6 separate regions of the Homo sapiens genome follow, and regions 2, 3, 4, 5 and 6 are each linked to region 1. A link is a loop called in an ENCODE intact Hi-C map of the cell type or tissue named here. Cell type or tissue: PC-3. All regions are shown on one strand. Region 1 holds the start of LOC124900791 (a long non-coding RNA gene). Region 2 overlaps ANAPC10 (anaphase promoting complex subunit 10). Region 3 overlaps HHIP (hedgehog interacting protein). Region 4 overlaps LOC105377462 (a long non-coding RNA gene). Region 5 overlaps LOC105377460 (a long non-coding RNA gene). Region 6 has its middle 64 kb from the start of HHIP-AS1.

What was found. A loop is a pair of places that touch in the nucleus more often than their neighbours do. Peaks named below come from ENCODE experiments on the same cell type or tissue, not always from the same donor. Only the 100,000 strongest peaks of a DNase experiment are listed, where the experiment ranks them.
Region 2: a loop joins it to region 1, with 3 times the contacts of the local background. A loop is called at or near these places in 4 of 110 quality-filtered maps.
Region 3: a loop joins it to region 1, with 3 times the contacts of the local background. A loop is called at or near these places in 5 of 110 quality-filtered maps.
Region 4: a loop joins it to region 1, with 14 times the contacts of the local background. A loop is called at or near these places in 4 of 110 quality-filtered maps.
Region 5: a loop joins it to region 1, with 11 times the contacts of the local background. A loop is called at or near these places in 14 of 110 quality-filtered maps.
Region 6: it touches region 1 in a loop (7-fold over the local background); 3 of 110 quality-filtered maps call a loop at or near these places.

Annotation. Positions count from the first base shown.
Region 1 is chr4:144,752,575-144,757,574 of GRCh38, reverse strand. LOC124900791 (a long non-coding RNA gene) reads left to right here and starts at 1,115. Exons shown (of 2, transcript XR_007058289.1): 1 at 1,115-2,418. In PC-3, a CTCF peak has its summit at 2,573 (motif pointing right); a DNase peak (open chromatin) is centred at 2,574.
Region 2 is chr4:145,058,606-145,063,605 of GRCh38, reverse strand. The region is part of intron 4 of ANAPC10 (anaphase promoting complex subunit 10); the gene reads left to right. Among named protein-coding and RNA genes, the nearest start is that of ANAPC10, 37 kb to the left of the region's middle. In PC-3, a CTCF peak has its summit at 2,073 (motif pointing right); no DNase peak of the experiment used is centred here.
Region 3 is chr4:144,654,511-144,659,510 of GRCh38, reverse strand. It overlaps HHIP (hedgehog interacting protein), which reads right to left. Exons shown (of 13, transcript NM_022475.3): 3 at 565-721. Among named protein-coding and RNA genes, the nearest start is that of HHIP, 11 kb to the right of the region's middle. In PC-3, no CTCF peak of the experiment used is centred here; no DNase peak of the experiment used is centred here; H3K27me3 peaks cover 444 bases.
Region 4 is chr4:144,555,316-144,560,315 of GRCh38, reverse strand. All of the region lies in intron 1 of LOC105377462 (a long non-coding RNA gene), which reads left to right. Among named protein-coding and RNA genes, the nearest start is that of HHIP-AS1, 88 kb to the left of the region's middle. In PC-3, a CTCF peak has its summit at 2,754 (motif pointing left); no DNase peak of the experiment used is centred here.
Region 5 is chr4:144,172,023-144,177,022 of GRCh38, reverse strand. The region is part of intron 9 of LOC105377460 (a long non-coding RNA gene); the gene reads right to left. Among named protein-coding and RNA genes, the nearest start is that of GYPA, 34 kb to the right of the region's middle. In PC-3, CTCF peaks have their summits at 2,260 and 2,459 (motif pointing left); a DNase peak (open chromatin) is centred at 2,412; H3K27me3 peaks cover 393 bases.
Region 6 is chr4:144,579,542-144,584,541 of GRCh38, reverse strand. No RefSeq gene overlaps it. Among named protein-coding and RNA genes, the nearest start is that of HHIP-AS1, 64 kb to the left of the region's middle. In PC-3, no CTCF peak of the experiment used is centred here; DNase peaks (open chromatin) are centred at 1,391, 1,941, 2,251, 4,931 and 2 weaker places; H3K4me3 peaks cover 1,664 bases; H3K27ac peaks cover 4,550 bases.

The DNA of each region.
Region 1 (5,000 bases):
TTGGTTAATCAAGCCAATTCACCTGGAATCTTAATTATGACACAGGTAAGATCTCACCCACATCTCTTGATCCAGGATCCAAACATAGGCCTTAGCTAAGTAACCACAGTAGACTACATGTAAGAAAAAAGTTTTGGTTTGCCTAGTAAGTACTTTTAGACACTAATAGCGTTATCTTTTTGTGTTTAGACTGTTGTTGTTTTTTTTTCCCCCAGAGTTTGTTATGAGAATGAAGGACCTTCTTTCTATACCTTTGTCTTTCCAACAGGGCTTAGACCTGTCTTAGAGAATTATATATCAATTAATTGGTGGATTGTTGAAGACTATTCTAGGCCCTGTTGGGTTTTGTTGTGTAAATTTAAAAAGACAGTATAACATAAGGGAAATAAACCTTCAAATTTTTTTCCTGTCTTCCTCCCTCCTTTCATACCTTCTTTTTTTTCTTTCTCTTTCTTTCTACTTTCTTTCCTTCCTTCCTTCTTTGCTTTTTCTCTCTCAATTTCCCCTCCTTTCTTCCTTTTCTCTTTTCTCCCTTGATTTTTTTTCATTATGGAAATATGGGGCTGCATTTATTTGACTTTGCTTTTCTCCAAACTCTGGGAATCAAAGTACACTTTTTCCCTTTACATTGTCAGTAACTATAGCACATTAATATGAATGCTTTTTAAAAATCTAATATTGTAAATGGGTAGTGAATTAGGGGAAACACATTAATATGAGATCCTAAGTCAAAACAGGTGGAATTGAAATACTTTAAAGCAAGCTTCTGAGAAGCCAACAGAAACACATAAAGAAATTTCTTACTATGAAACAAGGAAGTAGGGGCCGGGCGTGGTGGCTCATGCCTGTAATCCGAGCACTTTGGGAGGCCGAGGCGGGCGGATCACGAGGTCAGGAGATTGAGACCATCCTGGGTAACACGGTGAAACCCCGTCTCTACTAAAAATACAAAAAATGAGCCGGGCACGGTGGCGGGCGCCTGTAGTCCCAGCTACTCGGGAGGCTGAGGCAGGAGAATGGCGTGAACCTGGGAGGCGGAGCTTGCAGTGAGCCGAGATGGCGCCACTGCACTCCAGCCTGGGCGACAGAGGGAGACTCCGTTTCAAAAAAAAAAAAAAAAAAAAACAAAAAAACAACAAGGAAGTAGGGAGACCAGTCTCCACGTATATCCATGGAGGGCAGGGGATTGTTGAAAGTAGGTGAAAACGTGAGTTCATGTCTAGTATATGATAATGTTTTGTGAGATAAGTGCAATAGACCTTCTACATGACTGCTGTGTTTGATGTTCAGCACGCATTTGAAAAACTCTGTGGACTTTGTTTTTATCAAAGTCAGTAGCATAGTGAGTTCAGCTAGATAATGGGCAAACTTACCAACAAAGCATGACTGCATTGTTGTATATTAAAGTCATAATCAGAAACAAATGTTTGAAAACAACATAAAAATAAATATTATCATTAATTTGGCAGTCTCATTGTGGGAGGCAACATAAATACCTAGAAATTTGGAGCAATTAAGTCATTGTGGCCTTAATTAGCGTTTTTAAATGGATGAACAAATTTAAATAAACTTCAAATTCCCCTTCCTCTTTTATTCTTACCAGAAACAATCAATATTGTCCATTATGCCAAGAAGATACGAGGCTAGTTTGCTCTGTTAGACTTGTAATGAATTGTATCTGTATCTATGGGACAATAGTTTCAAAGAAATTTCACCACATTATCTCATTTGAAGTTTGCAGAAACGTGTCGATTATCTTTTCATCCATTTTATCAAATATGAAATAAAACACAGATGATGATTTCTTCCAAAGTCTTGACTATGGGACATTAGAACAACTACTAATTAGTAGCTACTGAGGCTCTGACTCAGTTTCCAGTGCTGGTTTAGTACCTTGCCACCATGTTGTTATCTAGTCCAAAGTTCCTCGAACCTCAAACTATGAACACAGATTAACTTATACTCAACATGAATTTCCAGTCTAGCACATGATCCTGAATTACATTCTGAGCTCAAAGGAATGTAAGAATTGCCATACTGACCCATCCACCCCACTATTGTCTTGCTGAGACACTTTCCTGGGAAGAAAGCAATCTGAAGTAATCTTTAAACTTCAGGTATATTTCAGCTTTAGTATAAATTTAGGGCTTTTCCTCTTGCACATGTCTATAGGAGAAAGACGACAACATTTTGCTTAATCCTGCAATTCCTTATTCTAATAGTTTGGTGGTGGTTACTTTCAAAAGAGTTTGAGTAATTAATAGAATTGTCTAAACTTTTGCTACTCAGGGAGGATCTGTGGAGCAGCAGCATTGGAATTACCTGAGACCTTATGAGAAATGCAGACTACCGGGCTCCACTTCATTCTTAGTGAGTCACAAGACTCACTAAGATCTTAACAAGATCCTCAGATAACTGGTAAGAAAGAGCATTAAAACTTGAGAATGGGCCTTAGAAAATGGTGTGCTAATTAACAGCATCTGAGGTTGAATCAATGGACACATCTTTTCAGAGATTTGCTGTTCTGGTGTTTTGGTTGGTGATGCTTGCTGTTCAAGGTTTTTGGCACTAGAGGGTAACACTGGGCTGAGTAGCCAATGAGCAAGCCCTTTCTTTGGAAAACAAATGGGCATCTCAAAATTATCTACTCTTAAATGTGTGTTTGGTCTTTTGTGTTAAATTTACTCTAGCTGCCGAATAACAATTGACATTTATTTAGCACAAATTATATGCCAAACACTATGTCAGGTCCTTTACATGAATCACCTTATTTTATCCTCAGATGTGCTATTTATAGTCCTACTTTAAAGATAAAGAAATTAGAGTTAAGGAAGTTCAGGATATATGTTTGTGGTCACACAGCTGAGAAAAGACAAGACTTGGCAGAGTGTGGATCAGACCAGGTCTGTCTGGCTATGAGCCTGTGCTCTGATAATGGATTTCAACTACAGTACAGCCATTCTGCTCTGGCTTCTCTTGACTTCTGCAATAATCCATCAGGGCAGGCAGATTAAAGTAAACAACTGTGACTTCATTGAACAATCAAAATAGAAGAACAAAAAATTAAATTAAAATTCTGTATGTTTTTAATGCACTTTCTTTGTAAGTGAGAACATAGTGATTATGTGCCCACGTTCTAGAGTTTTCTGTCTAATACAGGAGCCACTAGCCATATATGGCTTTTAAGTAATAGGAATGTGGCTACTATGACTGAAAAACTCAATGTTTAAATGAGTTTTTAAGTAGTTTAATTTTAATTAGTTTAACCTTAAAAAGTGATAATTCAGTCATTAGAAAGCTTTTAAGTGTGTTTGGAACAACTTGGGCATGTTTATCTACTTTTTCAGCTCTAAGTTTTATGCAAACTTTATTAAACAGATCAAATATTTTTGATGAAAATTTTGGGCTGAATTGAGATGTGCTATAAATGTAGAATACACACTGGCTTCCAAAGACACTATAACAACATAACATATTTTATGACTAGTCTTGATATTGATTACATGTTGAAATAATAATATTCTCAGTGCATTGAGTTACACAAAATGTATTGTTGAAATTAGTTTTGTTTATTTTTGCTTTTAAAATGTGGCTACTAGAAAATTTAAAATGATATGTCTAGTTCACATATTTCTGTGGGACAGTGCTGCTCCAGAGCCCTATTGCTGGATTCAAATCCTCACTCTACCATTGAATAGCTGTGGGAACTTTGTGTCCCATTTCTTAATCTATAAAATGACATAAGAGTACCTATCTCATGTGGTTGTTGAGGAGGTCCAGAGAATCAATATATGTAAAGTACTTATTGGGAGACAATTCTCAATGGACCTTTTGTGTTTCTGCTCATCTTGTAAGCAGAAGTTTTGAATGCATTTCTTCTGAACTAACTTTTAAAGGATGCTTGTATAACAGCCAGCCTTGGAAGACAGTGATAGCTTCTCCCTCTAATGCAAAGGTCAGGTAGGTTTGCCTACTCTCTGTTATAAAAGATTTGGGATCCCTAAGCTCAAAGTTTCTTTTCTGTAACTCAACCAACTTCCAGTGCAAATATCACCTGGTTCTTTCTGTTTCAATCTGTGAGAAATGGGGCTCAGGGAACTGGTTACTGCTTCTGACTATTCCTGTGACTAATGAACGGTCCTTTGTCTCTGACCCAGGAGTCTTATGTCTTCTGTCAGCTTCCCTGAAATTATGGCAGGCTAACTTGTTAGTTTCTAAAAGGAGTGAAATCTCAGAACTTTCACAGTTCTTGACATTTCTTTGAAGAGGTGTCTGGCACACGGCACTATATAAGTGTTAGCAATTATTACTAACTCCCACTTGTTTCCATTCAGTTTAGCTGACTTGTTACTGTACTACACCTATTATGTCCACTTCCACTTACGTAGGTATCTTTTCTTCGCTCTTTATTTGGGCCTCTGACATTCCCTCTGGCTCTACTCTATTGCTTATCTCTCACGGTTATTTCAGGTTGTATGTAGTGAAATTTTTAGAGCTATATCTTATAGATCAGTGTAATGGATTTGATTGTCTTTAAATATTGCTCCAAAATTTGTCTCTTCCAGGATAATTTTACAAAACTAAGTATAAAAATATATGGTGGCAGTCTCATGCCCCTAGTTCCTCTGCCTGCATTTTCTCTAATTGAGGAGAGCTTGGCACCTGACAAGTACTAGCCTCCCTTTCTTCTTCCCACCAGCAATTCTTTGTATATAATGCTTTTTCTTCACTTGTACACACTCAGAAATGGGCATATACATGATCACTGTGCATAGTTTCCACTTTCGCATAATGCATTTTGACTACACTATAAAACTACTTAGAATTAAGAATTTTACTGATTTTGGTCAAAAGTGAAGGTAAAAATTTTTAGAGCAAAGAGTATGTACACTATTCTATTTGCAGTAAGCTACAGGAGCAAAAGGGAACAAAGGAAAAGGGAATATGAAACATTTCAGTATGAATTACATATAAGGGATTGTCAAACATATCACCAAAAT
Region 2 (5,000 bases), 310 kb before region 1:
AATAATCATTAAAATCTGGTGGTTCTGAGAGATTTGGGAAGCACTTGTGATCTTTGAAAGGCCTCCAGTTAATTTGTGGTCTTGGCTCTTATTTGACTTAGTGTTTATATTAAGACCGTGTCTCTAAATTTATGTTTAATCTGAGTTAGTAATAAAATACTTAATAGAAATCACATGTACTTTCATTGTTTTCTTATTAAGTAAGTGTTGTTCTCGTAAAACTTGCATATGTATTGACAAATAAGAACAGGTGAGGATATTGTCCAAGGTATTTTTGTTGTTGTTTTGTCTTTTGAGATATTCATTGTTTTTAAAAAAATTATTAAATATTGTATGTATCATGTACAGTATGATGTTTTGAAATATATATACTTTGTAGAATGACTGAATAAAGCTAGTTAACATATGCATTACTTCACATACCACTTTTTTGTGGTGAGAACTCTCAAAATCCACTCTCTTAGCAATCTTCAAGAATATAACACATTGTTTATTAATGTAGTCACTGTTATATACTGGATCTCTTGATTTTATTCTTCCTATCTAACTGAAATTTTGTACCCTTTGACCAACATCTCCCCAATCCCTCCTTCCATTATAGCCCCTAGAAACTATCATTCTCCTTCTGCTTCTGAGTTCAACTTTTTAATATTCCATATGTAAATAAGATCATGTGGTATTTGTCTTTCTGTGCCTGGCTTGTTTCATTTAACAATAGTGTTCTCCAGTTCCATCCACGCTGCTGCAAATGACAGGATTTCCTTCTCTTTAGGGCTGTATAATATTCCATTGGGTATATATACCCCACAGTTTATTTACCCATTCATTGATGAATACTTAGGTTGATTCTATATCTTAGCTATTGTGAATAATGCTGCAGTGAACATGGGAGTGCCATCTTGCTGACATCTGAACTCAGGTTGTTTGTTACTTTGAGATAACTTCTTGGTCTTGTTATAGACAATTATCTTAATTTACTTTTTTTTTTTCTTTTCTTTGGAGACGGAGTCTTACTCTGTCACCCACACTGGAGTGCAGTGGTATGATCTTGGCTCACTGCAACCTCCACCTCCCAGGTTCAAACAATTCTTAAACCTCAGCCTCTTGAGTAGCTGGGATTACAGGAATGCGCCACCATGCCCAGCTAATTTTTTCTATTTTTAGTAGAGATGGAGTTTCGCTGTTTTGGCCAGGTTGGTCTCGAACTCCGGCCTCAAGTGATCTGCCTCTCTCGGCCTCCCAAAGTGCTAGGATTACAGGCGTGAGCCACCATGCCCAGCCCTTACTTTTAAGAAACCCTTCTTGAAAACTAATTTCAGCTTCTGAAAAATTGAAAAATTGTTGTAAATTAGTTTTCTTTTAATTTAAAAACATTTCTTCTTTTGTCTGACAGGCCATGCTGGTTGATGTGTACTTCCTGTGCTTGAATAGATTAATAAATAAATCAGCTCTTAGTCTTCTTAAGTTTTTCTATTCACCCAGTGCTTCTTAAATTCAGAATATTTTAAATTTTTTTATCATAATCTTTTTTTTTTTTCTTTTTTTGACAGAGTCTTGCTCTGTCACCCAGGCTGGAGTGCAATGGCCTGATCTCAGCTCACTGCAGCCTCTGCCTCCCAGGTTCAAGTGATTCTCCTGCCTCAGCCTCCTTTGTATTTTTAGTAGAGATGGGGTTTTGCCATGTTGGCCAGGCTGATCTCAAACTCCTGACCTCAAGTGATCTATCCACCTCGGCCTCCCAAAGTGCTGAGATTACAGGTTTGAGCCACCGCGCCTGGCCTCTTATTTTTGGACCAATTGACAGCCCTTCTTTTAGTCACATATCTGATACATTTAATCAGTGTTTAGTTCTCTGATGACTTGACGTATTAAATTGTATTTTATTAAAAATTTCACATTACCAAATGATTGGATCACTCATATTGGTAAGCCTTTTATAAGTAGAGTTGGCTTGTTTTGATTTATAACTAAAGATTTATCATATAGCTCCTCAGGCAGTTGTGATAAGTGAAACACTAGCAATAAAATGTTTTGATTTGATATACGTGGTATATATTTGAAACCTCCTCTAGATGTCACTGTTGTCCTTTATTTTCTAGTTTCGTAGCCTATTTGTACTAAGTTCAAGACCTCATGTAATCTTAGTTGTACTTGTTTTTCCTGGAGAATATATATTCAAGAACTCTTTGATGCATTTTTGGGAAGTGTACATATTCATATGAAATTTCTAGGTATCTGTATTAAAGATGTTTTGTATTCTATTGTAAATTTTACTGACATTAAATAAGGATTTTGAGAAGTTAACAGGAGAAACTTTAAGCGATATTTGGACCTTGTAAAATACTTTTAATCTAGTCTTTGCTTCTATTATGTCATCTAAGTGCTGAAACATTAGCCATATAGAAAAAGAGCTCTTATAGGTAGTCTCTTAATTTTTTCTAAGTGTGTTTATATTTCTATTTAGTGACCACATAGCCTCATGAGACCAGTAATACAAAATATTATCAGGTGATAATGTGAGTTGTTTTCCTGGAAAACTTAATGAACATACTACTTTTCTGCCATAGTTCTCACTCAGGAACTACAATTTTTGGATGTTGCTTTAAATTGTTAGTGCCTAGCTTTTGCAGCTCGTGATATGAATACTTTTATCTTTTAATTATACATCTTTGTATGAGATTTATACTGTTTACCTTTTTTTCTTTCTAAGTTAAATAGGAGCCTGATAGCACTTTGCTTTTTAAGGAAAGATGAAGCAGATCATGATTTTATTTTTTCTGTTATTCTACCACAATATCTAAATATATAAAAAAAACTTTGCTGCTTCTGACTCATATACTAAAACAAGTTATTAAAATAGTGTGAATTTTTATGAGGTTTTCAGAGTCATCATTTCATTAGTTATAGTACTGATTTAACTGAGTGGAAAATCCACCTAAATCTTTTTTATTTTTCCGTGGATGTTTGCCCACTGGAGGGTGTAGTGTAGTGTGTATTGAAATGTTTTAATAGATTTTCCTTTTTTTTTCACTAGAAATTATGAATTTGTTTACTTGAGATGCTTATTTTTTGTAATTGTTGATTTGAAGTAGTAACTTAAAAAATAGTCTAAGTTGAGAAAAGCATATAGCTGCCTTATTTAGCAATAAATTATTCTTTTTCTATCCTATTTATTTTCCTTCATTTTAGTTATGAAGCATGTATTGTATCTAGATCTTTGTTACTTCTATTGATAACTCTCTACAAAGGCATCAGACCCTTCCTTTAATACCCTAGAATGTGTATTTTAACCACTATACCTGAGGACTTAAATTGAACTTTCTGCTGAATAGTCACAAGATACTAAAACTGGATTTGGCCAAACAGAATATTTTTAATGACAAAATTGAAATTATTTATGCTTCTCGTTCTACTTTCTTGTATTCAAAATATCCTATTCCACATAAATTGAAAACCAACAATTTAAGAACACTTTATAAGATGTTTGCAATTTATTGCTTCTACACAAGAGACTATTTCTATATAGAAGTGATAATTTAGCATTTCTGAGTCTACACTGTCTTTCTTTGCAGAATGCTTCATCTCAGTTGGGTTACTTTTGTGCATGAATTCATGTTATTCAAGAGAAATTTTCAAATCAAGATGGTAGTTTTTAAATTCTTAAATCCCTTGCGTTTTAGCATTATGTTTTGATTTAATGTTGTTCTTTTCTTTTGCTCTCAGAAGGAAAAATAATGTGTGAGATTTTTTTTTTATCATTTAGAGCAATGGACCAAAGAACATTATATTTTAGATGTGATCATTATAGCATTTTAGAAAATATCTCTAGCTGAAATTCAAGGATACTTAAAGTCCTTTTCAGTTTGCTAACTAGTTATTGTTGTTTTTAAAAATTATTGTAGAATATTTTGTACTTAAATATGAAACTAAAGTGTTTTTTAGACACACTGTGACAGTTCTCAAATTATTTCTATATTGTTATATGAGAAACAACTTGTTAAGGTTAAGTAGACACTTTCAGCATATGTGAAAGTTGTCCTTTGGTTTATTGCTTCTAAAATTTGTGGCCATGAAAGGATAAAATATTGATAGAGCACAAGAGCACAAGATCGAGTGCTTAAGTGAATTTTAAGCTCTGTTTTTGTCTTCAGATAATAAAGCTGTTACCAAGTGATTTTTTTTAAAAGGAGGCTTGAAATAAGTCTTCAGTGTTAGAGAGAGCTGTAATGTTTTCCCATGGTTTCATGTGGCCTTTCGCTCTCTACTTGTGTCTTATTTCAGTAGCACAACCATGTGAGTCCATATATGGTACTTTGACAGAAGTGGTTAGTATGTCAGTTCTTCTGATAAAATAATATTTCCTATTAAAATTTGAGTTCCCCTAATGTATGTGATAGAGTAAGAAGATGCAGACAAAAGTTCTGGCTCTATTTGTTGATCCCAAAATCTACTTATATTTGCTTTCTTATGAGGGGCCTATTTTAAACAATTTGATATAAAGTGGAATGGCTTAGGCAGTATCTATAAACATAAATTGGTTTGATAAGACAGAAAGTGTAATTTATCAAGTCTTTGGAAAAATAGTTTTTGTTGAATTTAGCTAGTTTAAAAGATTTTTTTAAAAAAGTAGTTTCATAACTAACTTTAGTTCATCTTTGAAGTCATTGTAGAATGTTTTGGTGTGATACACATAATTTTTAGGCCAAAAAATGTTACCTTCTAACCTTCTCTAAAAGCAATATATAGAATTTTTGAAAACTTTTATTTATTATTGTATGCATCACTTATTTCCAAAATGGAGTTGAGGTAACTATGCATTTGGGGCATATTTCCTTTTGGAACTAAAATATGTTATACAGAAAAGTAACATCTGTATTTTTAAGAAGAAGTATCATCTATATTTTTTAGAAACTTAATTGTATCTTGTTTTTGTTTGACCACAAACTTATACTGTAGATTATTTAAGAGATGTAGTCTGGCATTTCATACAAAACAGATTC
Region 3 (5,000 bases), 98 kb after region 1:
AACCCAAGGGTCACAATATAATTCTTTTAAGTGGTTCTTTTAAATTCTTTCAATGGCAAAAAACAAAACAGCCTTCTTTCAGAAAGTAAAATAAGAGAATCAAAACATGTATATATTTTCAAATGTCATAATCTCATTTTCTCATATTTCAGCGACTATAATTAAAATTAGTTTTACTCACAATAAATAAACCTTATGGAAGGCATGTAGAGAGAAAGTTCTAAGATCTATTTAGAAAAACCTGATTTGCTAATGGTAATTGTGCTGAACATTTTCACAGTGCCATAGACTAACAACAATCATAAAATTCAGGCTTAAAACTATACCCATAAAATTGACATGAGTCATAGAGAAGCCAAGCTCATAATATACGATTAGTAGTCTAAGTATTAAAAGCATTTAAGCTAGAATTTTAGAGAAACAAACTACCACAGAGAAAAAACTAAAGCATCTGGAGGATATAGCTGCTGAACATAAGCACAGACAGTTGATTCACTGTCAAAACCACAAGATTTGTCAGTTGGGTTTTTTTAAAAAGATTAAAGAGCATTTATCTTTATGAACCTGCTGATCTCTTCCACTTTGTCATATTCTTCCATCTGGTCCAAGTAGTTAGATGCTGGTCCTCTGACTTGTTTTCTTGGAAAATCTGGAAAGCACAACCCACCATCTTTTCTTGCATAGTAAAAGCAAAACTCATCCGCAGTTGTTTGAAGGAAACCTTTAAAAAATATAAAAAGACTCATTAGAAGCACCTAATGTCATAGTAAAACCACCTTATTTGAAAGATATAAGATGAGGAAAAGAATTTTGGGAAACTAGGTGGATATTTTAGGAAGAACCTAGACTGAAATAAAAACAGTCCTGTAATCCCACCACTTTGTGAGGCTGAGGTGGGTGGATCACCTGAGGTCAGGAGTTTGAGACCAACCTGGTCAACATGGCGAAACCCCGTCTCTACTAAAAATATAAAAATTAGCAGGGCATGGTGGCATGCGCCTATAATCCTAGCTATTCGGGAGGCTGAGGCAGGAGAATCACTTGAACCGGGAGGTGGAGGTTGGAGCGAACCAAGAACACACCACTGCACTCTAGCCTGAGCCACAGAGCGAGACACCTTCTGAAAAAATAAATAAATAAATAAATAAATAAATAAATACTAAATAAAAAGAATGAAAAATATCGGGGGTTGGGATTCCCATTTGTGTTTTAAACTAAATTTAAAAATTGTGGTAAAAGTGAAATAATATTGTGTTGAGTATTAAAAGGCTCCCATGAAGTACAAATAAGACAAACTCAGCATTTATCTTGCTATTGCATTGATGTCTTTTCAAGATTCTCTAGTTACTGTATGTTGTACCTGTGAGCATATCTCATCAGTATTTAGCATTTTTTCCTACAATACTAAATAACTTCCTCAGATGAACAAACAAGAATCAAGAAGGAGACAGGCCATCAGGTGCCAGTTTTGGTCATTTTACAAGTCTTAGTGTATTGCCACTTACATAAGATTAAATAATAAATCTAATGAATAACACAAGGTCATTATATGCTATAATAAACAACTGACTCACTGTGTAATGATCAAGCAATGAATTGGTGCTTATAACAGAGCCTCCATTTTCAAATATATAAGTGCCTTTTTCCTGCACCTCACTTATAGGAGATAATGATTAATGTGTAATAGAAAAATTATATTTAAAATATTCCTTCAATCGTCTCAAACAGAAAAGCTGACATATCAACAAGCCAAAACAAAAACACAACGGAGTTACTTAATAGGATCTAAAAGTAAGATGTGTTTTCTTTTCTTACACATTAAATATTTTATCATATAAAGACAGCTATCTTTGAATATGAAAGGAAATAACTTTATGGCAAAAAAGTTTTGATATTACTTTTACAATTTGAGTTAATAAGGTATTACCTTTCTGGGACATATTAGCAAGACTCACTTCCACATTCTAATGATTTCTGCTCTCAAAATATGACGGTATTACCAGAGTCAGTCTTATATATGGTCCTAAATTGCTGCTTCTGGTCTTATACTTTATATTATATATCTAAAGTTTTTATTTTTATATAACAAATTATATTTTCACACCTCATCAATTTTGTGATAAACATACTGAGTAGCTCAGTAGAAATTTAGAAGTTGTATAACAAATTCAGATTTAGCAAGGATTTCTAAGAACAAGAATTTGGGATCAGCCAAGTGAGACTCATCAATGGCGCATAAAAGACACTACAAGTTTACTTTCTGTGTGCTTGACCTAGGATCCCTCAAACCTAAAACTTATCTTAGAATGTGAAGGTCCCAAATGGTTGTAAAGCTTGAAGTACATTTTGACCTAACTTTTGAGTGAAATGTCTCACCCTGAACTTTCTGAGAGAGACTCTTCCCTGCCAATTTCTGACTAGGCTATTGGAAAGGATCTTGTCTTGGCAACCAGGCAAGTAAGAGCAGATGTCCTTGGGAGTGTGTGTGTATGTGTGTGTACATGCATGCGGTGGGGGGCACAGAGAAAAAGAGGCAAGCAGCTGGGAAGTGCTCCACGGGAGGGGCAAGGCAATTGGAAAGTTATTTTTCTTTGAAAAAAAATTCAAGGATTAGAAGCACTTTTCCCTCCCTTCTTAAATGGGTAAGCATTCACATGAAAACTGCCTAATAGTGTTAAACAAGTCTCTTAGAGGTAAAAAGAAAAAAAAAACTAAATTGTTAAATCAAACTCTTTGCACAGTTTTGGGCTAGATCTTGTTTTGGAAATATTTACCATCAGGCAACAAAATCTCCATGCCTATATTATGCATGCAGGAAGACTGTCATACTATGGTCATATTTATAACTGGATATGTGAGTGAGAAATATAGTTTTAAGGTGATGTTTGCCAGAAGGGTTACAGAAAAATTTCAAAATGCAATTCAAAAGAAATTTCAAGCTTGCTTAAAAAAAATGTGTGTTTCAGCATTACTGTCTACTAACCAATACCATCTTAAGGTGAAATTAATAAACAATGCTGGTGGTCAATTCCAATTTAAAGGGAATTAGTAACTGGGACAAATACGAGGAAATGAGAAGTCATTTTCAAACGGAATATCTAAAGATTAATGAATATATATTCATAAACTTGGTGGCTCCAGAGGTACAATGCCTGCTTAGCAAATTAAGAAAAAATACAGAATGTTAACAATAAATTTACTCCAAGCTTCTTATGTAATTTAGACAAACTGAATAACCTAAGTGTGAAAACCAACTCAGAAGATTTTTACTTAAATACATGGGCTTTTTTTCTTTACAATCATGTAATTTTATTTGAATTTAAGTATCTAACACTTTTATTAATACTTTACCTTAAATGACCCGATTCTGCAGTGAACAATGATGAATAGGGAGATATATTTTAACATTTATTGCCAGGGCTCCCTTTTGTTTGTCATTTTACTGAAAGTGCATGTTTAGCTCACTCGGGATCATCATAATATGGTCAGGTCTACTAATAATGAACAAACACCAAATATTCTAGCAGCTGTATTTTTTTTAAGTTCTGATCATTTATCAACTATCTTGGATCTGTAAATATTCTGCTGGATCATGAGCCTGGTTCTGCTATACCACAAAGCACCCTATAAATACTGACGTATAAAATAAATGCTTCCTTGGAGTATTCTGAGTTCTCCCTTTTCTCTCAGCATGTATTCCAGGGAAAAGTTATTTTTCCTCATTATAAGTGCTGCTCATCATGATAAGGAAAAAAAAGTTACTGACTCTTCATGAGTAAGACTTACTCATGAACATATTCTGATAGAAGTGGTGGATTTTGATATATCCATCTGTTTATTCCTTCTGGTTTACTCTCCTTGGGACTAAGAAGACACATGTGTAAGCTAACTGGCCGGGGTTAGGAATGGCTATGGACTAGAAAATTCAGTTGAATCAAACCCTTGACCTTGGCCTTCTTAGCAATAGGATTATACCAATTGAACTAATTGTGTGCAGACATTTCACACTACAATAACCTACTGCTGAGAAGATGAGGTCGAAGAGTGATAAACATCATTATGACTACAGGTACAGAGGAAGAAGCAAGGCCAATAGACGTCCATCGATATGCTTCCCATAGAGTGTGTTATGCCTTCTTTTAGTGACTAGCAAAGTAGGTACCCTGCTCAGTTAAGCAGAAGAAAAGTCCTGCAGAAACAAGTGGAGAGTTTTTGGCATTTTTAGAAGTTTTGAGAATTTACTTCCCTAAGTGAATTCACAACTGGAAAATATTATGATTAATAAAACTCTAGTATATACTCACTATATTGCTTTGTAATATCTTTTCCCATTTTTGGGAAAATAAGCAGACTATGACTATTTCTTAATTAAGCTTTCTAGGAAGTAGCTATCTTATAGGTATATGAATATTCTAAAGTGACTGTGCTTTCTTAAAGCCATGAAGTCAAAGCAAATGGTTAAGTCATTTATATGTACATTTCTTCATGCATTGGGCAATAGGGAACAAATGAAGATGTCTCTGGAATCATTTCTCTCTCCCAATTCTTCCAGCATTTGGCTTCTTTTAGCAAAATACATCCCTCGGGGTACCTTCCTCTTCAAGTTTTTGATTTGTAGAAAGATGAAGCTATTAATGAGGATAGTCAAAATATGTTGATTAGTTTCTTCTAAAAAAGAATCACAAAGTAGCTGTTCCAACACTTTGAACTTCAGAGGAAAGTGAACCATATCATTAAATCAACTTAAGGGAAAACTATTAAAATTTGCTTTTATAGTAATTTCCAAAAAATCTGTGTTCCACAATTGTAAAGACACTTCTGTGCTGGGGGCAGGGGCAGGGAAGGGTGGGGATTAGCATCTTATTTATTGTACTTTAGGAAATGGTAACCTACATGCCAAGGATCAATCCAGGCAACAAATCGATTAGCATAAGTAATGCAAAGACTGTGTTATTACAGCTCACTTTTGGGGCAAGTATTGAGAATGATCATTAGCATTT
Region 4 (5,000 bases), 200 kb after region 1:
TCTTAATATTATGTTGGTGAGATTCATCCATGTTGCTTAACAATGGTTTGTTCATTCTCTATGACATATGACATTCTGTTACATGAAGATATCCCAATTTACCCATTCTCAGTGATAGAATTTGGGTTGTTTTCTGTTTGGGCCATTATAAATGTTGTCTCTATAAACATTCATATATTTGTCTTTTGATGAACATATGCCTTTATTTCTATTGCTTATACACCTAAGAGTGAAATTGATAGATTATAAAGAATGCATATAGACTATGAGGAATGCATATGCTCAGCTCTCTCAGATATGGCCAGCCAGTTTTCTGAAGTGATTTTTAGGAGTTTATGTAACCCCTGTTTGTGTATGTGAGTTCCATTTGCCTCACACTTTCTCCAACGCTTGGCATTGTCTGTCTTTTTTACTTTAGCAATCCTTTTAAATATGTAGTAGTCTGTCCTTGAAGTTTTATTTATGAAACCTGGGAGTTTCTTAATTATAAAGCCTAAGAGGTGTTTCATGTTTCCATGGACAACTCTTGTGAACAGAGAGCTGGGACATTTTGGAAATGAAGAGATCCTGTGATTTAGTCTGTTATTCAATGGGACTTTGAGTACTATAGTGTTGCTACAATATACTCTCAGAACTTTGAAGTATCCCCCAAATTCATGCCTTTTTCATAGTCTCTTCCATTCCATCTTGCTTTTACTTCTCCACTGGATTACCCAAACTCTGGACATAAGAATAAAAATGTAGTAATAGCTATTAGTTATTGTAGGCCAAGGACTATTTGCCAGGGACTGTTCCAAAGCACTTTACAGGTACATAGCTTTAAACCACGTGACAATTTTACGAGTTAAATGGTGTTATTTTTTTCCCCCCATTTTATACATGGGAAGAATGACGCACAGAGAGGGTAAGCAACTCATCCAGGTTACCTAGGAAGTCAAGGAGCCTGGATTTGAACCTAGGTGAACAGACTCCAAACTCAACCTCTCAGTCATTATAGTTCTCTATTCCAGTAGAGCTGGAAGCTTGCCCCCTTTCTCTTTAGTGTGTATTTATATTTTTCAGCAGAAATAAATTAGAAGAATCATAGTTTCTTGATAGATATCCTCATCTAACAAGATAAAAGCTCCAACAGTTATAGGTTTTTTACTGAATATGTATTGTTAGACATTGTGGTGCATGTAAGATGAGGAGTTTAATAAGATTAAATAATAAGTTTAATAAGTTGCCAGGGTCAAATGGTGTGTTAATGGCAGAAGCAGGATCTGAGCCTAAATTCAGACTCGGATTTCCTTATGAAGTTTGGAATCTAATGCACAGAAAAGAATTTAAATACATGGTAAAAAAATTGCAAAGGGTAAAATTCTGTATAATCCAAGCCAAAATTCTTCCAGGTTTTTTTTTGTTTTTTTTCATACGTTGTATGATTTAATCCTTATAACAAACTTACAAAAGCGGTATTGCAATTCGTATAGATAAGGCGAATGAAGCCCAAAACATCACGTAACTTTCTAAGGGACATGACTCTGAACTCTGATTTTGTTACACTTCATTTTGTCATCCCTTATCTCAAGGCATTTGGGGAAAGTCATATTTAATTATCATGTACTTATATATATACATATCTAATACAATCTTTTTTCTTTTTTGGTTTTTCTAATATGATCTTAAAACAGGTCACAAAATGATGTCACAAACCCAATGAAAGATAGTAAGGTGTGAAATCACTAAAGAGATCGCGTATTTTAAATTTTTTCTTTGCTTCCTGAACTATTTTACATAGGAGATATTGCTGATTACTGTGAGCAGTAGGTTGGCTTTTAGACATTTTGTTTAAACATAACAGCTGAGAAATATCAGCATTTGAAATTTACAGCTAAGCTTCATCTATTTTGGATAGAAAGATCTTTTTCTTTCATATTCTTAAATATCAATAAGAAAAAGAGAGAAAGCAATTCAGATTCATAATCTGATGACATCTTCTCTGGCCCAAGGAAGAAAGTACTAAGTTGACTGACATCAACAAACAGGTTCTGGGTACATACCAGCAAGTCAACATGGCCTATTCTTCCTAAACTTGGACCTGTTCCTTTGAGTACCCATGTTATTTTACACACGCATGTACACACACACTCTCCTTATACATGCATGTATAAACACACACACGTCAGAGTTACGGCATACTTCTCCTCCCCAATGTAAACAAATTATCTGTTTAATTGGATGATTGAAAACTTTTCTGTTGACATTTTAAAAAAAATTTTACCTCAGCCTCCAAAAGTGCTGGGATTGCAGGTGTAAACCACCTTGCCCAGTCTTCCAGGTTTTAAATGTAAACGACTCTATTAACTCTGTGAGTCAAACCATCTAAGTTGCTTTTAATTTGCCTTTGCTATAGCATATTTTAACTGGGTTTCTCTCCAAATTTCTGGTCTACTTTTGGGGGGATGTAGAGATTGTGTTTGTAATAGTATTGATATCCAAATCTCTTCATAAAGATCAAATTCAGTATTTGAATTACTAATGAACTTAAAAAAAATATATATATATATATATATATATATGAAAGATTGACTTAATACTAGATATTAGCTAAAAACCAAAAGGAAATAATGCAATCCTATTGTGTTTTTGGGCCATACAAGTCTACTCTTCTAGATTAATTACCCCAGAAATAAAAAGGAGAATCTGTTGTTAGTGACTTTTATGCCATCCGGTGGACAGCACTGTGATTTTCCTAAGACCAACTAAAGAAAACAAACCTAATTTCCATGTGCCACCATGCTGATAAATGTTGACTCTAAAAATGACATTAAGTATTTCAGTGCCACCCAGCATGTAAACATCTATGTCATATGTTACTTGTAAACTGACATCTGTAATGTTGATGAGGAAGGCAGGGTCAAAATTAAAATGTGATCTTGCCAACTTTACCACAATGATATTCTCTGTTTTCTTGCAAAGACTACTCTGAAATTAGAAAAACAAATCTTCCCATACTTTCCCTGAATTTTCCAAGTTGCTCAGACTTTTGTTTGAATTTGATGGACATCCTTCTTCATCTCAACCACATACACTTTGCTCTCATGGAGTCTCAGAGTCATTCACTTCTTTTTTAGATTTGAGACTCCTCTAAGGCACTAGTGGATTATGAAATCACGTAGGAGAGTGTAACCAGCATTTTAATAATTAAAATGACATAGAATAGAATAGAAAATAAGATATAGTGCGTCCCACTGGTTCGTGAAGCTTGTTGCAGTTGGACATGCGTGCAAAAGCTCTGTGCTGAGTCCTGATGTGATCTGTATTTTTGATTGTGGCTGTATCTGTGCCAGTTATCTCCCTATTGTCTCTCAGCTCCAAATCCACCCCCTCTACACTGCTCTGTGATGTTGGCATTGGGACCCTCCTTTGCCAGCTGGTTCCTTCTGCAAGTGGAGGAGAAGGTCAGAGGAAAGAGAAGAGGCTTCCTTTCTGTGTTTCTGTTTCCCTCAGCATGGCTCCAGCAGCTGCACTGGCTGCAGCCTCCGGCTTCTTTCAACTTCTTTCAGCTTCTGTCAGACCTCTAGCAGCAGAGCTACCAGCAGAAGTCAGATGCCACCACCTCTTCAAAGCTACAACATCAGCTCTTTGGAGCCCCTCCTTCAATCTTCTGGTTACAGTAACCCCACCTTCTACTTTCTGTCCCTCTTTCTCAAGGCATGGGCTAATTCCTGCTGTTATTATCTCTAGATATTCTTATAGTGTTCCCCTTCTGTTCTTTCAGCCTTTCCACACTTAAGTAATCAATTCCTCTGTTTGAAGAGCTAATGTGATTTTTATTTTCTTGACTAAATCCTGACTGATACCTGGTCAAAAAAATTTTTTTAAGCCACTGCTTCTGGGCATTGACTCTTCGTCTTACCTCACTCATACAATGTCCGTCAGAGCAGCTTGGACACACTGATACCTCCTAAATCCCACCAATCTTTGATGATAGAATGATGTTTGGCTCATTAGTATATTTTCACCCCAAAGGAAACAAAGAGCATAAAAGGAAATATGTACAACATAGTACATTTAATTTGAGAGTTCAAGGCATTTCAGCATTTATCATGGTATTATAGGCATGGGATAGAAGAGCAAAACTAGGAAGTGGCTAAATAGGAAGTAGAACCAGCTTTCCCGACACTTAGATTATCCTTGCTTCAAGATGCACTGCTGTGTTGGAGAGTTTTGGTGTCTATAACCTTATACCTGCCATGCCACCTACACACACACACACACACACACACACACACACACACGCTCGTGCGCTAAGTGATGAGTCATTGACATTTACCCTGAGCAGTGGTTAATGTTTGGTTATAGAAATGAAGGACACCAAGAGAGGACTAACTTTGCCCACTTAGGAAAAGGAATGGAGAGATCTAGGGATGAGGTTGCAAACTGGTAGCTCATGGGTTTCATCTGGCTGGCAAATACGTTTTCCTTGACCATGTGGTATTTTTTAAAGATATTAAAGATCCTATTTCCAGTGTCTCTTTGACAATCGGGAGCCAGTGAATACGGGATCCTCATCCCTACAGGCACCAAGTGCTTTATGAGGCATTCATTGTCTAGTTTGCCATAGTCCCTGCCAGTCTTTGGTACCTGGAATTTCTGCTCTTTTCTTTATGTTGCCCACCTGGCTCCTGCGGGCATTTGCATTTTGACTCTTAACCTAGAGGAAGTGTCCCAGGGTGGTAGGGACTGAAGCCATGTGGCTGCAGAAGAGATGGAGGAGGTGGAAAAGAAAAAAAAATAGATGCCAACTGAGGTGCTGAGTGAGCTAGGAGGGATGAGACAGCTGCCAAGGGAGAGAGCGTTTTGGGAATGTATGGAGAAGGGTAAATGTGGATGTCTATAAAGCTGTGCTATGTGATAGACCCCCATTCTCCATCTGTCCACAAGAATGCCAATAAAACTATCTTACTAGGGTGAGTGTGTGTTGCTTTCTTTTGTGGGGAGACCATTGGCAATGG
Region 5 (5,000 bases), 580 kb after region 1:
CCTGTACCATATGTCTCATTGTATAGTAACAATTTTTGTAGAGGAGGCTTACACATATCAGTCTACATCACTGTTACATCTCAAAATCCTCTTCTTTAAAGTTTATTTCCTCAACTTCTTAATTTTATACATATATATATATAATTATAGAGAAATATACAAGTAAATATTTTGGGGGCTTTCTTCCAGATGTCCATAGGAAGATAAAGAGCTGGTGCAGGAATGAGACATGTTGTCTCCAGATCCATGGAGAGTTTTTATTCTACTCCAAAATGGTTTGTAAGACCACAGTTGGTAACTCAACTGTAACAGTTCTTACATGAGTCACTGGTCAGACTGTATGTCCAAAAACAATATTAGATTTGTAATTTGACAGGGTCAGACTTACTCCAAAGAGAATTTAGCCCTTCTAGATGACTTGAAATGTAATTCAAATTTTTGCTTCTTTCTAGAATAGGGCTGAAATAGTAACGTGTACTGACTTCAGGACCCCCTGCTGTTAATCTGACATAACACAAATTTACTACTTTCTTTAATAGAGGGAAGTTCCAGTTTGCAGACTTAAGAGAAGAGAATAACTAGGGTAAGTGAGGTATCATGAAAGAGAGAAATGATACCTGGCTGGGTTGAATTTTTAAATCTCTCAAAAAAGAAGTTTTTTCTCTTAATATCCTTTACGACACATTTTATAATGATACATATATGATTCTATTTTTGTTCCAAATAATAAATTTGTACACACCCATGCACGTTTATGTGTGTGCATGTGTATATGTACTTCATTATTAAGTGAAGTTCACTTCATGATAAGAAATAGCTCCATAAATCTAAAACATGATAAGGGTGAAACAAAATTAATGAATGTTTGAGATGTGGGTCTGGATCATTTTATAAATACATATGTGAATCCTAGTTTCTAGTAGATTTTGAAATCCATAGTCTATAAAATTCCATAAGAGATCCAGCTTTCAGATATAAAATGTCATATATTGTAATTCCTATATAAATATTTCCTTTAAGTTAATGGCTATTTCATGGTAATAGTACATCATTAACTACAATCTGTAGTTTTGCATTTAACTAAACTTTTCACACAAATCATACAACAGATTCCCAACATGTTTTCAAATGTGTCTCCTAAGATACAGTGGAAAATGTGACTTATATTTAAAACTTAATAAATAACTCATTGATGTGAAGTGTTTTAAGTATGGCAATGTGCTGTTTTAAACAAAGTAGTGAAAATATATCACTGACTGTGTCTAGTTGTTTTCACTTCTTTCAAGGTTTAGATTTCCTTTGCCTGCCTGTCTGATTTAACTGGAAAAAAAAAAAAAACCCTTATGGAAAGTGGGAACCTTGCATACTTCAAAGTTAACCAAGATCAAAGTCAAATGAAGTCCACTGAATAAAGAACAAGCCTAAATGCAAAATGTGTCACGTTGATATTGGCTTGAGTCTTTTAGGTTATGGCTTGTACCAAAGCCTTAACTTTGGATTTGTCAGGTATCTAAGCACTGTGAGGTCTTATGGGAAAAAAAATGGTTTACTTAGTTTCTGCAGGAGACCATTTAAACACAAACTTATCTACATAACCAGGGAAATAATGTAGCTATTGGTAAATGAAACCTTGAAAATGTGAAAGGCTTCTTGCCTGTTGCATCTTTGTTAGCTGCATTTAACTCCTGACAAATATTCATCTTCTACAGGCTACATCTTGTCTAATTACAGAATTAGAAAGTTTTAATATGAATTATGCCTCCCTAAAATGTGAGCATGCTAAAAAAACTGAAATTAGCTATTATATCTTTCTATCTCTGCTAGAAGCATCTCTTAAATTGAGACAGTTTCATTGAGTCTTTTCAGGATTCCAATCTTGTTTGTTTTTGAATCTCCACAAATTTAGGGTCTGGGGATTTAGGCTAATGTTGAGTTCAATAAAAAAAAATGGAGAATTATTAACATGCAAAAGGTAGTGTGGTCTGTTATTTAAAAGATGCAATGGGTGTTCTTGAATGTTCTGCTTCATTGGAGCCCTCCTACACCAGACATGTTACCAGTAAAGGCACAATGTTTTTTCCTTGAAATGGTCCATGCTGTTTCACTTGAAACGGTGTGTGCTGCTGCTGGGTGTTCTGTGGTTCTGTCTCAACAACATTACTCAGAACTCACATTCAGCAGGTATCAACCAATAGGCCCTTTGGTATCAGAGAAGGAAATAAATCACATTCTCTAGAAACACCCATCTGTTTTGAATAGTCCCATAGATAGATGGCTGTCTGTTTCCTGGAATATTTAATATTAGAAAAAACTAGTCCAAACAGTTTACTCTCCTTAAGACTAAGCAGCAAAAGGTCTTCCAGTAAATGCACTGCATAATGGGAGAGGCCAGAGACATCCGCCTGTGACTCAAAAACGGAAAGAAAAAAATACTGATAATTTCTGTGACTTTGGTGACCTCTAGCGATCAAATCTTAGAACAAATCTACCAAGTTTCTTTTCTAAAATAGAGGGCTCTACAGAGTTAGATATTACATATTCGTTTTCTAATTTTTCTACTCATTATTTATTTATTGGTTATTATTTTTAATTGCCACATAATAAGTGTACATATTTGTGGAGTGCAATGTGATATTTTCATACATGTGTACAATGTGTAATGATCAAATCAGGGTAATGAGCAAGACAGTCACCTCAAACATTTATCATTTCTTTGTGTTGAGAATACTCAAAATCCTCTCTTCTAGCTATTTGAAAATATACAATAAATTGTTGTTAACTCTGGTCCACACTACAGTGCTATAGACCATTAGAACACATTCCTCCTATCTAGCTATAATTTTGTATCCCTTAACCAATCTCCCCTAGCCCCTCTTCCCCCTACTCTTCCCAGACTTTGTAACCACGGTTCTACTCTCTACTTACATGATATCAACTTTTTTAGCTTCCACATATGATTGAGCTCATGTGGTATTTGTCTTTCCGTGCCTGGCTTATTTCATTTAACGTAACGTCCTTCAGGCTCATCCGTGTTGCCACGAAGGACCAAATTTCATTCTTTTAATGGTTGAACAGTATTCCACTCTTTATACACCACATTCTCTTCATTTATTCATTTGTTGATGGACACTTATTTAGGTTGATTCCATATGTTGGCTATTGCGAATAGTGCTGGAATAAACAGAAGAGTGCAGGTATTGGCCGGGCCTGGTGGCTCACTCCTGTAATCCCGGCACTTTGGAAGGCCGAGGCTGGCTGATGACCTGCGGTTAGGAGTTCAAGACCAGCCTGGCCAATGTGGTGAAACCCCGTCTCTACTATAAATACAAAAAATAGCCAGGCATGGTCATGGGCACCTGTAATCCCAGTGACTTGGGAGGCTGAGGCAGGAGAATATCTCGAACCCGGGAGGCGGAGATTGCAGTGAGCCAAGATCACCTCGCTGCACTCCAGCCTGGGCGACAAGAGCAAGACTCCATCTCAAAACAAAAAAAGAGTGTAGGTATCTCTTTGACATACTGATTTTTGAATATACACTCAGCAGTTAGTGAATCATATGGTGTTCTATTTGTAGTTTTTAGAGGAACCTCCATACTACTTTCCATAGTGGCTGTACTATTTTACATCCCACCAACAGTGCATAGGAGTTCCCCTTTTTCCAAATCCTCACCAGCATTTCTTCTTATTATTATTATTTTGGCTTTTTGATAATGTCCATTCCAACTGGGGTGAGATGATATCTCCCTATGGTTTAGATTTGCATTTCATCGGTGATTAGTCGTGATGAGCATTTTTCCAGATCCACAAAGATACCAATGCATCGTGGTCCCCAGGTACAACCTCACTCTGAGATTCTGATTTTAGGGCTCTTTCTCTTTGATCATGAGTGCCTTCTACCGTATTTGTATTGGTTAGGGTTATATGGTTGAAAGCAAAATAATGCTGTCTAATGGAAGACAAAGTATAAACAAACAAACAAAAAGAATTGCTCAGGAGATCCAGGAAAATGGTACTGAAGAGTCATTCTCTCCAGGGTGTGTTTAGGAAAAACCAGCTTAAACCAGGTTCTGTGTTCGAATTCCTCCACTCAAGACACCATATATGTAGGTATCTCCTTCAACCCTGCTTACCAATAGGAAATATTCTACATAGAGCCAAAGTGATTTTTATTTACTATTACTATACTACTTAGTATATATTATCAAATTGTGTACTTTAAAGTTTTCCCAGATAAATAATGATGCTAATTAGGTATCTCATTGACCATCTCATGTCTTGAGGGAACAACTTATATGCTATTTCTGGGTTCTAGTAGTTTTTTTTTTTTTTCACTAGCTATGGAATTTTGCAGAATCATTAAACAAATCTATGAAATGTATACAAATAAATCCTTAAATCTCTATTGAAGTTATTTAAGTATTACATTACTAAAATCTTTTTTCTTTCTTATGACATAGCATTTCCTTGTTTATTCTTTTAAACTATATTTTGCATCAGTTACAATTTATACCAAAGGTAGTACATTAGAAACATTACTATATGACTCACTAAATCATACCAACTAATAAGATATGAGTCTAGTGACATAGAAAGTGACTGAGTACTTAAAAATGCCTTCTTCCATCATTTCTTATTCTGGGGCCTTTTGTCCAATAAAGAAAGACATCAACATTTTCAAGTACTTTCTTCTCCTTCCTCCCTATGTCCAGGATCTGAGTAGAATGCCCAAATAAAAAAGGTGTCAGCCTTCTGTACTGCCACATCCTATGAGGGAAAAAAAACAACCCTGGTGATTTAACTGAACACATAAATGAGAAACAGATTTGTGTAACATGAGTTTGCTCCAAGCCACAGAAGGCCGACACCATCCATTGGCATATTTTTAAGGTGAAGGGATAATTGAATCCCTTCTACACTAGACAGATAGTTTGTTAAAAAATGAAGCAGCAGGATTTGTCTGGAAGAGACAATTCAAGCTCACATCTCACTTATGAGAAAGC
Region 6 (5,000 bases), 170 kb after region 1:
AAAACCAATCTTATAAAGAGAGCTTTATTGTATAATAACACTGAGGGAAGGTTGGGAGTCTCTGGGGATCAAGTATACACAGACATTGTTTTGATAGGCCAGTAAGTAATGCTGTTACCAAGCACTGAGAGGGTCAGCAGCTTTGCTCTCCGTGCAGTTCATTAGACGGATCAAAGCTGCAGTGTCAATGAAGGGGTGGATAAAGAAGATACAGCATTTGGATCTTTAGGAGCTCTAGGAAGCCTAAATATCATTTCTGAAATGGGCAAAAGGGCAAAGTGACACTGGGAATCTTGATTTTGAAACTATGGGGGCTACCATCAGAGCTAGTGTTGGAGAAGCCACTGGCTGCAAGCCCACATGGCTGGGACGTCTGGTGAGAAGGATGGAAGAAGGAGCTGGTGGAGAGGTGTGAAGAAGCAGAACTTCTTTCTTTCCTTCCACTACCCTCCACAATTTAGACAGTATCCACTAGATATGCTGTGTGGTGGGGTCTATGGAAGGAGAGACAAGGGAAGAGAAAAATGAAAGTCAGGTGGAGGAATGATAATGAGCAATAAGGAAGGCACTTTGAAATCTTTTCAAATGCAGAGATGTAGTAACATTCAAGGAGTTAGGATGTTATTCTTCCTCTCTTTATTCCACTTCAAGCTTTGATACTGCTGCTCTGTGTTGCAACTTCAAGACTTATGAAAGCTTTGAGAGTGAATAATTGACAATGTTGGATCAAACCCAACTATTGCCCACAGCAGAGAGCAGTGAGCTGCTGGGATGACTGCCCTTGGTGGATTTCCATATCTTCTTCTGAAAGGGACAATTTTTCTATCTTTTCTTTCACCTCCCCTCCCTTTCCCTCCTTTTATTCTTCTCCCCACTTCTCTCTTTCCCACCCTCTCTGTCTCTATCTCTGTCTCTTTCTTTTGTTGGTATTGGTTTTCTATTTAAGTTACTTTAATCTTACCACTCAGGGTGGCAGTCATTAATTTTCAAAATAATTACCTAAGGGAGGAGAAATGGACACTCTAGCTTCTGGAATATGGAGTAGCAACTCGGTGGGAGAGACCTTACCTGAGCTAACCTTCCAGGCCACACTCTATCCTTTGCCGCTTGCTCCTTTTTTTTTTTTTTTTTTTTATACTTTAAGTTTTAGGGTACATGTGCACATTGTGCAGGCTTGCTCCTTTAATCTCACCCCACATTGCCTCACTTAGCTATGAAAGTAAAGTATCATTTAACACATGGTTGTGAGAAACACTAGAGCAAATACTAGACTCTTTGGCATATGCTGGGCTTACGAGCAACACAATTTTTCTTCACTTAATGCTATGACTGCTGAAAAAAGGAATACAGAGCACTTGAATTGCAGGGCAATGAGGAAATGAAGACAGTTAAGCAAATATTAGTTCATACGTGGTGATCCTCTCCTTTGTGTACACTTTGAACTAAAACAACAGCCTCTTAGCAGAGTGGTTGAAGTTAAAGTGCTCTGACACACATTAAAAAAAAGAAAGTTTTAAACAGCAGTCTGCCTCTGTGGTATACAAGGTCTCCCAAAGTTTCAGTCACGATGAAATTAACGTGCTCTTAAGGTGTCTGCTTCTTGCACTGGGACAAAATTAAATAGAAGTTATTCAGTGACACTGAAATTCTAAAGGTGATAAAAGAGAAAGAAATATTCCGGAGGAAGAGTGCATGGTTTGACTACTGCCAGGGAGTTAATACATTAACGAGGAAATACTGGACCTAAACAGACTAAATTCATTATTTTTTCTGCTGCTAAAATTTTGTTTGGATAACTGAAAACGATGAAGTGGAAAAAGGAGACATTCATGTCTCATATGGAAGGAAAAGGCCTGGTTGTGTCTGATATTGGAGAATAAATTTTTCTAGGACTATTCATTCTAGTGAAAATATTACCTTTGTGTCTCTGCCAATGGGAGTGTTCTCATTTGTGATTCAGGATTATTTGTCCTGTTGTGGTTGTTTCATTCTCCTTTAAAATTCTTCGTTTTTCCTTCAGTATTTGTTTGGCTTTAAAACTCTAGCTGATGTACATGGCTGGATAGTTTTCTAGAAGATGAAGCTAAAAGTCGGCCCTCGGCTTTGCTACCGTGAAATTTGCTCTTTGATTCAAAGTTACACAGGTATTCCCATTTGGGAATATATATGTGCATTTCTAACTTGGACTTGGGCAGCAAGTTAATAAGGCCTCTTCCTTGGAATGGAGCCATAACTAAATGCCTTTCATTGTACATTAAGGTGAGGCATGAAAATGGCATCCAGGAATACAGAATGGACATTTTGATTGGGAGGTAATCAGTGGGCCCACCCCAAAGTCTGAGAGTCTGAGGACTGGACCACTGAGTTTTCTTTGTAGTGGGTCCAAATTGCCCAGCTTAACGACACTTATGGAGTCTCCAGATCACAACAGGATCATTCTGAATCCTTGGGAATTCCAGGGGTGCACAGATGCTTTAAGGGCTTTGTTTCAACCTTGACCCTTTTTTTTCCTTTTTAAAGAATATCTATTCCAGGTGTCTTGAAATGCATGGAAGAAAATGCAGGCATCCAGAGGATTGCAGTCTTTCTGAGAGTCCCCCAGAGAACACTGATGAAAATTTAGTTTTACACAATTCTGTAAGGGCTCACCCTGTTCAAGTGGGTCCCCAAGTCCTTAGAAATTCCTCTTTCTGTAATGATTGCAAATCCAAATAAATTTCTGAGAACTTATTTGATCCAAAGTCACATGCTCCAGTGTTCTGCCACATTTCCAGAGTCTCAGCTCACCTAGGTGTAAAGAAGTTGAGTATGTACTGGGTTCACACCCCTCTGTGTCTGGCTTTTGGCCCACATTCAAGGGTTCTAGGTACCTTCCAGCCTCTTCACCCGCTTTTGAATCTTAATTTGGAGGCAATGGTGATTCAGAAAACTGAAGGTGATTTATGCTTGAGAAAAAAAAGAGATGGATCAATGAAGTACCTTTTCCCAAAATTAATAAACTGTTCACTTTTTACTCTCCCAGAAGTAGACTGTTAGTTTTGAAATGGGAAAAGTTCCCTTATCCCCTTCACAGGGCATACAATGGGGTGTAAATCATTTCTTCAGGGTCCCACATCTCAAACCCCTAGGGGGAGCATGCAGACGGGCAGGTCGTGGGGAGCTTGTGCTCTGACAACACGGCAGCATCTAGGGTTGAGTGTTTATAGCTCCTGAAGCCCCAGTGGGCGTGTATTATAGTGTGCTCTTTCAGCTTGGCCATCCTCAGGCGGGTTGTGTTAATCAGCTCAATTAGACCTTCTGTCTTATCACAAGGACAGTGGGGTTTCTGTTTCCCGGGTTCTTGCCTTAGTGTACCGGAAAAATCGGATCACATGTGGGCTTGGAGGATGGGTGCAAGGTTTTTTATTGAGTGGTGGAAGTAGCTCTCAGCAGATGGATGGGGAGCCAAAAGGGGGATGGAGTGGGAAGGTGGTCTTCCGCTGGAGTTGGGCTGCTCAGGGGCAGGGCTCTCCTCCGACTGCCCTCGACAAATTTCCCTGGGCGTCTGTGTTGTTGCGCAGTGGATGGACTGCCGGTGTCTGTGTATTCTTCTGTGGCTGTGTTCCTCTCCACGTCCAGCCGCTTTTGTGTGTGCCTGCTATGGTATCAGTGTTTTTATAGGTCCGGGATGCGGGGGGCATGGTAGGCCAGGGTAATCTTGGAAAATGCAACATTTGGGCACAGAAACAGGAGTGCCTGTCCTCACCTAGGTCTGTGGGCACAAGCCCCAGGGTGGAACCCTCGGCAGGAACCCCGCCTTTCTCTACCCAGCGTTTCCCTGTCTCTCTCCCGTATCAGTTTCAACATATAATTAATAAGGAATTTGTGATCTCAGTCTTGCAGTCCATCAAATCATGTGTGTCTGTTTACATTGCTTACATTTACCTTGTTGATTGTAATCTACAAGTTCTTCAATTCAGAGTCATGACACAGATCTGACATCTGAAGTGAGATCTGATGTCTGAAGGGAGAAACTCTTGATTCTTTCATTCTCATTGACTGCCAAGACTATTACTGCTACTAGTACATTTCTCTAACATTTAGTTTCAAATTTCTGTATTAAGTAGCCTCTTATATTTCCAAGGAATATTTGAATAGTATAGAGGATTTTTTAAACTGCATAAGATTTGGTTGTCAAAAAGGAAATAATTCATAATTAAATTCATGTATCAACTCCTTTGCCACTGAGTTTGAAAACTCAGGGTCAACAGGCAGGCAAGGCTTATCTTTCTGAATTGGGAACAAGTATAATGAAAGCACTTATTATATTCCAAGTAATCTTTTTTCTTTTTTTTAAAGAATTTTATGACAGAAGAGCATATGGAAAATAAGAAAAGTATATATAAAATATATATATAAAAGTATATATAAAATATAATATATATATATATCAGGATCAAATAAGATTATACCCTGTAAATTACTTTGAGTTGATTGGTTGACAAGGGATAGTAGCATTTAGTGATGTTTTGTTTTTCTACACCAATAGCAATTTAAATTTTCTTGGCATCTGAAGCATGAAGATAAAAATTTCACAGAGAGGATCATATTTTGAAGTCAAAAAGCCTTGTTTTGAAATCATCTTTGGACAAAATTCTTCATCTTTCTCAGTCTCTGTTCTTATCACTAAGACACATAAGAATGCCTGACTCACATCCTAGTTATGAGAAATAAATATAGTATCATATATAAAGCAGATGATATATTGTCTGGCACATATTTGAATTCAATAAGAGGTAGTAATTGTTTTGTTTTTACTATTTTTATTGTCATTATTATTTAAACCTAGCTAGATCATCTACCCAAGCATCCCTCCTTAGCTATTAGTATTTTTCTTGATATTTCTTCTCATACATGCTCACTTCCTGCATCCTGAACTCTTCCTTCTATATAACCTAGCCCCTAAAATTTCCCATGAGTAATGCCTCCACACAGGAAATCTTGATCCTTCTTATTGGCTC